Linked DNA regions of Homo sapiens: regions 2 and 3 are each linked to region 1. A link is an interaction called in ENCODE POLR2A ChIA-PET data of the cell type or tissue named here. Cell type or tissue: GM12878. All regions are shown on one strand.

What was found. Peaks named below come from ENCODE experiments on the same cell type or tissue, not always from the same donor. Only the 100,000 strongest peaks of a DNase experiment are listed, where the experiment ranks them.
Region 2: POLR2A ChIA-PET joins it to region 1 with 5 read pairs; 2 of 35 experiments call an interaction of 5 or more read pairs at or near these places.
Region 3: POLR2A ChIA-PET joins it to region 1 with 6 read pairs; 3 of 35 experiments call an interaction of 5 or more read pairs at or near these places.

Annotation. Positions count from the first base shown.
Region 1 is chr3:49,855,152-49,857,651 of GRCh38, reverse strand. It overlaps TRAIP (TRAF interacting protein), which reads left to right and starts at 1,088. Exons shown (of 15, transcript NM_005879.3): 1 at 1,088-1,296. The coding sequence starts at 1,199. In GM12878, a CTCF peak has its summit at 912; a DNase peak (open chromatin) is centred at 1,031; H3K4me3 peaks cover 1,573 bases; H3K27ac peaks cover 732 bases.
Region 2 is chr3:49,985,853-49,988,352 of GRCh38, reverse strand. All of the region lies in intron 5 of RBM6 (RNA binding motif protein 6), which reads right to left. Among named protein-coding and RNA genes, the nearest start is that of RBM6, 47 kb to the right of the region's middle. In GM12878, no CTCF peak of the experiment used is centred here; no DNase peak of the experiment used is centred here.
Region 3 is chr3:49,575,925-49,578,424 of GRCh38, reverse strand. The region is part of intron 1 of BSN (bassoon presynaptic cytomatrix protein); the gene reads right to left. Among named protein-coding and RNA genes, the nearest start is that of BSN, 23 kb to the right of the region's middle. In GM12878, no CTCF peak of the experiment used is centred here; no DNase peak of the experiment used is centred here; H3K27me3 peaks cover 259 bases.

The sequences.
Region 1 (2,500 bases):
GGCATAGAGCTGGAATCTACCTGGGCCAGCCACCGCAAGGACAGACCCTGCTCATAGCCAAAGATAGCTTCCCTGAGCTAGGGAGAGGGTGTAGGGTGAGCAATGCACAAAGATTCTATGCTGCTCTGTGTTGATTCCTTCTTTCTGTGAACACCTGTGCTTTCCACCTATGCCCCAAATGAAATCTCACTCTGGGTCTATTTCAGCTGGAGCAGATCAGCTTTATATTATGGGACTATGCACAGGGTTTCTTCTGGGTAGAGGGAGTAACACTGCCACAGATACTAAGCCTAAAAACCCAAAAGTTGACTTACTCCAGCCCAGGTGGGCCTGGGTGAACTCACCAGGGATGCTGCTCTCTGGGAGGACCTCAAAGATAACCTCCTCAAAGATAACTTCTCTGATGTGGGAATAATAAAAAGGATTTGTTAGTCTCTAGTCTTTGAAGCATCTGGGCCTCCAAAATTCCAACCCTACTACAGTCTCAAGCATAACTGATCCTCCTGAGAGCTAAGAGCTAAAGTCAGGGTACTGGCCCTAGTGTCTCCAAACTCAAGGATAGTCATATCTTACTTGGATGAAGCCAAGGTTGGCCTGGGGTGACCTGAGGGACTGGGGCCTATGTGTCCATCTTTCTAGAATCGCCCGGAACTGAGGACTGAGAGGGTAGGGTATTGTGGTCTATGGGAACTACAGACCATAGCGCATGGTCCATCACTGTCCAGAGCCCAAGGGACCCATCGGGACCATTGTTCTATTCCCTTGCGGCTGCGGTTTTCTCTGCCTTGGCCCAGCCTGCCTCGCGCCAGCTCTGGCATGGGACCACAATGCGCTGCCTTGCCCTGGAAAAGGGTCCAGCTGGCAGCCTCGCTGCTCCCCGCCTTGATATAATGCTGCGCTCTCAAGTGGCAGGTCGAGTCTCCCCAGAGGACGCCTGAGAGCGACCGCGCTCCGCCCAGGATTCTCTACGGCCTCGGGGCCGCTAAGCCCCGCCCATAGTTCCGCCCATCCGAGAATTTGTCCAATCCAGGCGAAGTATTCACGCTCCGCCCAAAGTTTTGTGTTGTCACTTCCGGCCCGCTCCAGGAAGTCGTGCTGCGGAGCCAAATTTGAAGCAAGCGGAGGCGCGGGGGCGCGTCTACGAAGCCGGACCTGTAGCAGTTTCTTTGGCTGCCTGGGCCCCTTGAGTCCAGCCATCATGCCTATCCGTGCTCTGTGCACTATCTGCTCCGACTTCTTCGATCACTCCCGCGACGTGGCCGCCATCCACTGCGGCCACACCTTCCACTTGCAGTGGTGAGTGACTGCAGTGTTGGGGCCCGGTGTTTGCCCGGGTACCGCTTCAGGGCCTTGAGGTGTTGGGCCTCCAGGCGGTCCAACCCCGGAATCCAGACAAGTGATGAGAACCTTCCTCCTAGACGAGGCCCCACGGGAGCTTCCCAACCTGGGCAGAAGTGGGTCAGGACAGGCTTTCTGGTAGAGGTGATAGCTGAGCTAAGCCTGAGGGGGACTAAGATGGCTCAGTGAAGATAGATGCTTCCTTGATCACCTATACAAACAGATGTGATTTCAAAACCGTTAGCCTGGGCAAGGGTGAGCTTTCACCACATCAACAAGTCCTTTTATTTCTTCCAGATAGAAACCTGCTAGGCTTCTGGCTACCCAAGAGAGTTTGCTGTGCCTTACTTGATGGTTTGGAATTATTCTACCCAGAGTCATCTCACTGTCCAGACACCCCAATGTATTCGCCATGTCAGCAAACCCGTTTAACATGGGGAAGGCAAGGAGATGCTCCCCTATCCAGGGGTCCTGCTGACCGTGTAGGGCCATTCTGTTGAGTGTACAGCTAGTGGGGAAAGATTCCCCTAGCAGATGTGGACAGGCCGGTTTGGACCTCCTAGCAAAAGAGATAAGGCAGCGTTACCCCTGGGAATGGTGGGTGATAATAATCACAGGGTCTTGTGGGGCTAAAGGCCCTAGGAAGCAGAAAGGCAGGCATGACACTGATGGCTGCTGGCTTACTTGCAAAGCTTTGTTTAGGCCTGTGTTGCTGACAGCCTGAGCCCCATGCTGAGGGAGCCACTGCTGTTTGGTTAGACTAGAAATTAAGCTCGCCTCTAAGCGTACTCTATTTTCTGTTTGCCTACTCTATTTTCTTCTATCCTTTTACTTTATTTATTTATTTTTATTTTATTTTATTTTTGAGATGGAGTCTCGCTCCTGTCGTGTAGGCTGGAGTGCAGTGGCGTGATCTCGGCTCACTGCAACCTCCACCTCCTGAGTTCAAGTGATTCTCCTTCCTCAGCCTCCCAAGTAGCTGACATTACAGGCGTGCGCCACCACGCCCAGCTAATTTTTGTGTTTTTCATAGACAGGGTTTCTCCATGTTGGCCAGGCTGGTCTCGAACTCCTGACTTCAGGTGATCCACCCACCTTGGCCTCTCAAAGTGCTAGGGCCTATCCTTTTACTTTAAACTTTTCTGTGTCCTTGTGTTTTACA
Region 2 (2,500 bases), 130 kb before region 1:
GGGCAAGACAGTGACCCCCATGTCTACAAAAAATACAAAAATTAGCCAGGTGTGATGGTGGGTACCTGTGGTCCCAGCTACTTGGGAGGCTGAGGTGGGAGGATCCCTTGAGCCCAGGAGATTGAGGTTGCAGAGACAAGAGACTGCGCCACTACACTCCAGCCTGAGCAACAGAGTAAGACCCTGTCTCAAAATACTTTTTTAAAAAGCAGTAGGCCCAACACAACCAAGAGAACAAGGAATCCCACAGCAAAATCAATACTCAACAAAATCAGTTGAGTCCCACAAATGATATAACACCATCATTTCCCTGTCTTGATTACCAAAGTATATTTTGAGATGGCTTGGAAATCAGGTTTCAGATTGTTCTAAACATCTCAAAGTGCTCCTGATCATTAAAAACATTATCTTTGATGACCGGGCGTGGTGGCTCATACCTGTAATCCCCACGCTTGGGAGGCCAAGGTGGGTGGATCACCTGAAGTCAGGAGTTCTAGACCAGCCTGGCCTACACGGCAAAACCCCATCTCTACAAAAAATACAAAAATTAGCTGGGCATAGTGGCAGGCGGCTGTAATCCCAGCTACTCAGGAGGCTGAGGCAGGGGAATTGTTTGAACCCAGGAGGCAGAGGTTGCAGTGAGCAGAGATCGCATTATTGCATTCTAGCCCAGGTGACAGAGTAAGACTCTGTCTCAAAAAAAAAAGAAAAAAGAAAGAAAGAAATTTACAAACTCAGCCAGGCACAGTATCTTATGTCCGTAATCCCAGGACTTTGGGAGGTCGAGGTGGGCGGATCACTTGAGGTCAGGAGATCAAGACCTGCCTGGCCAACATGGTGAAACCTGTCTCTACTAAAATTACAAAAAATTTAGCTGGGCGTAGTGGCGGGCACCTGTAATCCCAGCTACTCGGGAAGCTGAGGCAGGAGAATCACTTGAATCTGGGAGGTGGAGGTTGCAATGAGCCAAGATCATGTCACTGCACTCCAGCCTGGGCAACAGAGCAACACTGTTCCAAAAAGAAAACAAAAAAGGAAATTTACAAACTCTTAAATACACTGTAAGGTGGAAAATACTATTTTTAAAAAATATATGCATCAGAGGCCTGGCATGGTGGCTCATGCCTGTAATCCCAGCACTTTGGGAGGCTACTTGGGAGGCTGAGGCAGGAGAATTGCTTGAACCCGAGAAGCAGAGGTTGCAGTGAGCCAAGATCGTGCCACTGCACTCCAGCCTGGAGGACAGAGAGAGACTCTGTCCCAAAAAAAAATAATAAAATAAGGCTCACACCTGTAATCACAGCATTTTGGGAGGCTGAGGCAGGTAGCTCACTTGAGCTCAGGAGTTCAAGACCAGCCTGGGCAACATGGCAAAACCTCGTCTCTACAAAAAATACAAAATAATTAGGCATGGTGGTGCATGTCTATAGTCCCAGCTACTAGGGAGGGTGAGGTAGGAGGACAGCTTGAACCTGGGAGGTTGACACTGCAGTGAGCCGTGAGCATGCCAATGCACTCCATCCTGGGCAACAGAGCAAAACTCTGAAAGAAAAGAAAAGAGAAGAGAAGAAAAGAGAAGGGGAGGGGAGGGGAGGGGAAGGGAGGGAAGAAGAGAGAAGAGAAGAGAGGAGAAGAGAAGAGAGAGAAAGAGACAAAAAGAATGGCAGGTAACACTAAAGAATAAATCACAACTTCTTCACAGTTAGAGAGTATGGTTTAATGTTTTGGTTTTTTTTTGTTTTGTTTTTTTTTTTTTTTGAGACGGAGTCTTGCTCTGTTGCCCAGGCTGGAGTGCATTGGCGCTATCTCGGCTCACTGCAAGCTCTGCCTCCCGGGTTCATGCCATTCTCCTGTCTCAGCCTCCCAATTAGCTGGGACTACAGGAGCCCGCCACCATGCCCGGCTAATTTTTTGTATTTTTTAGTACAGATGGGGTTTCACCATGTTAGCCAGGATGGTCTCAATCTCCTGACCTCATGATCCGCTTGCCTCGGCCTCCCAAAGTGCTGGGATCACACGCGTGAGCCACCGCACCAGGCCAGTTTAATTTTTTAAAATGGGCTGGGCGCAATGGCTCACATCTGTAATCCCAGCACTTTGGGAGTCTGAGACGAATGGATCACTTGAGGTCAGGAGTTTAAGATCAGCCTGGCTAACATGGTGAAACCCCGTCTCTACTAAAAAAAAAAAATACAAAAATTACTTAGGCTTGGTGGCAGGCGCCTGTAATTCCCGCTATTCAGGAGGCTGATGCAGAAGAATCACTTGTACCTGGGAGGTGGAGGTTGCCAGTGAACCAAGACCGTGCCACTGCACTCCAGCCTGGGTGACAAAGTGAGACCCCATCTCAAAATAATAATAATAATTTTTAAAAATGAAAATATAACATTTTCTATACATAACACAATGTACTCAACTGAGACTAAGAACAATCAACTCATTCTTAAGGCCAGGCATGGTGGCTCACGCCTGTAAACCCAGCACTTTGGGAGGCCGAGGT
Region 3 (2,500 bases), 280 kb after region 1:
TAAAAAAAAAAAAACTGTAGCTTTGGTTGTAGAACTCTAAGTGCACTAAAAACCATTGGATGGCACAGTTAAAATGAGTGAATTCTATGGTAAGTGAATTATATCTCAGAAAGATATTTTTAAAAGAGTAACTAGCCAGGCACAGTGGCTTGTGCCTATAATCCCAGTTACTTGGGAGGCTGTGGCAGCATTGAGGGCAGGAGTTTGAGACCATCCTAGGTGGGCAACAAGGACGGTCCTGTCTTTAAGAAAAGGATAGCCGAGCCTACAGCCCCCAAATATGCAATATTCGTTTCTAAATTGTAAGCATGTATTAGTGTGCTAATGTATTAAGCATCCACAAAATTAGAAAATAACAAGTGATGTTTAAAATGAAAAAAGAAAACTTAGGTGTGAAACCTGTAATGATTTAAATGCCTTTCACTGCTGGGAATCAGGACAGTAACCCCGCTACCCCCAGCAGTTCTCAGCTCACTCTATGTAGCAGGCTCTTCCTTTACATAATACCTGCCTAACAACCACACAGGTGGGTATTCTTATCATTTCCATTTTTTCCAAGAAAACTAAAGATTAAAGAAACAAAGCAAGCTGACGCGTTGGCTCATGCCTGTAATTCCACCACTTTGGGAGGCCGAGGCGGGTGGATTACTTGAGGTGAGGAGTTTGAGACCAGCCTGGGCAACATGGTAAAACCCCATCTCTACTAAAAATACAAAAATTAGCCAGGCATGGTGGTGCATGCCTGTAATCCCAGCTACTTGGGAGGCCGAGGCAGGAGAATCGCTTTAACCTGGGAGGTGGAGGTTGCAGTAAGCCATGATCATGCCACTGAGCTCCAGCCTGGGCGACAGTGCGAGACTCTGTCTCACAAAAAAAAAAAAAGAAAGAAAAGAAAAGAAAAAAGAAACAAAGCAGCTGAAGGTCAACAGAAAAACAGGCAGCAAGGCTAGGACCTGGCCTGGGAACTCCTGGCCTCCAAGCCCTGCTCTCACAATCTCAACCCTCTGAAATGAAGTGCTTCCTCTGAAATGCACCAAGAAGGCCAGTTCCTAGGAAACATGTCTCCTAGCTGTTTGCCATTTCATAGAAGATAAAAAATGTTCCCAGTAGGGTAGAATTTGAGTTAAAACCCAGGAACAAACTCTTGTAATTTGATTGCCTAGAAATTCAAAATTCATATTCCTGGGGTAAATTTAGAGGCAGAAGCCTCTCACAAGCCATAGGGAAACAAGCAAGATAGCGAAGAAATTCGGGAGCAGGACATAATTAGTAGCCAACATTAAGTACTGCCTAGAACAGTGTTTGGCATGTAACAGGTGCTCAATACATATTTGTTGAATAAATGAATGACTCCAAGCACTATCGTGCCCTGGAAAGGAGGTCTGACCCAAGGTGGAGATGGACTGCACTAGAAAAAAATTTCAAATTCCAAACACCAAAACCTTTGGAGAAGAGTTCCAGAGAGATGGGAACCACCCTCCTTCCGGATTGGGGTTGAGTCTCTGAAGGGACACAGGCAGCATATACCAATGTAGGGCACCATCTGGCATCAAGAAGAAAGGCAGGATGCTGGCTGCAAATGACTACTCATGCTGCAATGGCCCTGCTCCCAGGGAACCTCTGAAAGCAGTCTTCTGCTCAGATGAGTATGAGCCTGAGCAAGGCAGACTGCCCAGATATGAGGGTATGAATAAAGAAAGTGAGGCCATGCTCAGTGGCTCACGCCTGTAATCCCAGCACTTTGGGAGGCTGAGGTGGGTGAATCACCTGAGGCCAGGAGTTCAAGACCAGCCTGGCCAACATGGTGAAACCCCATCTCTACTAAAATTTCAAAAAATTAGCCGAGCATCATGGTGGGTGCCTGTAATCCTAGCTACTTGGGAGGCTGAGGCAGAAGAATCACTTTAACCCAGGAGATGGAGGTTGCAGTGAGCTGAGATCGTGCCACTGCATTCCAGCCTGAGTGACAGAGCAAGACTCTGTCTCAAAAAAAAAAAGAAAAAAGAAAAAAGAAAAAAAAAGAAAAGTGAATTCACACCTCTTACCAAGGAAGAAACAGGGAATTTCCCAGATATTCCTGCATTCAAGAGACAGCCCTGGCCAGAAAGGGAGACAAGAGCCTGGAAGCTCCCTGGAATCCAAAGGCAGAACCTAGGTGACAAGGCCACTGTCCTCCCCAAGCAGGATGCTGCTGCAGCTCACAGTGCCCTCAGAGATGGAGCAAGTAGGAATCCAGCTAGAACAGAAGATATAGTGGTTTACTTGGAGATTCACCTGGGACACAGGAGTACCCAACAGCCCCAAAAGGCACCAGCGGTTACTCTAATTCAGTAAGAGACAACACCTTGTCTCTTACAAAAGTTATCTGGGACCAAAACAGCTAATTCTCTGAAAAGTGGGAGGGTGGGGAGAAGTATCTCCCGTATTGTTCAGTGAAAAAAGCAAGGTGCAAAGCAATGCATTTAGTATGATCTTTCTTCAAAAAAGTATGCGTGTGTAT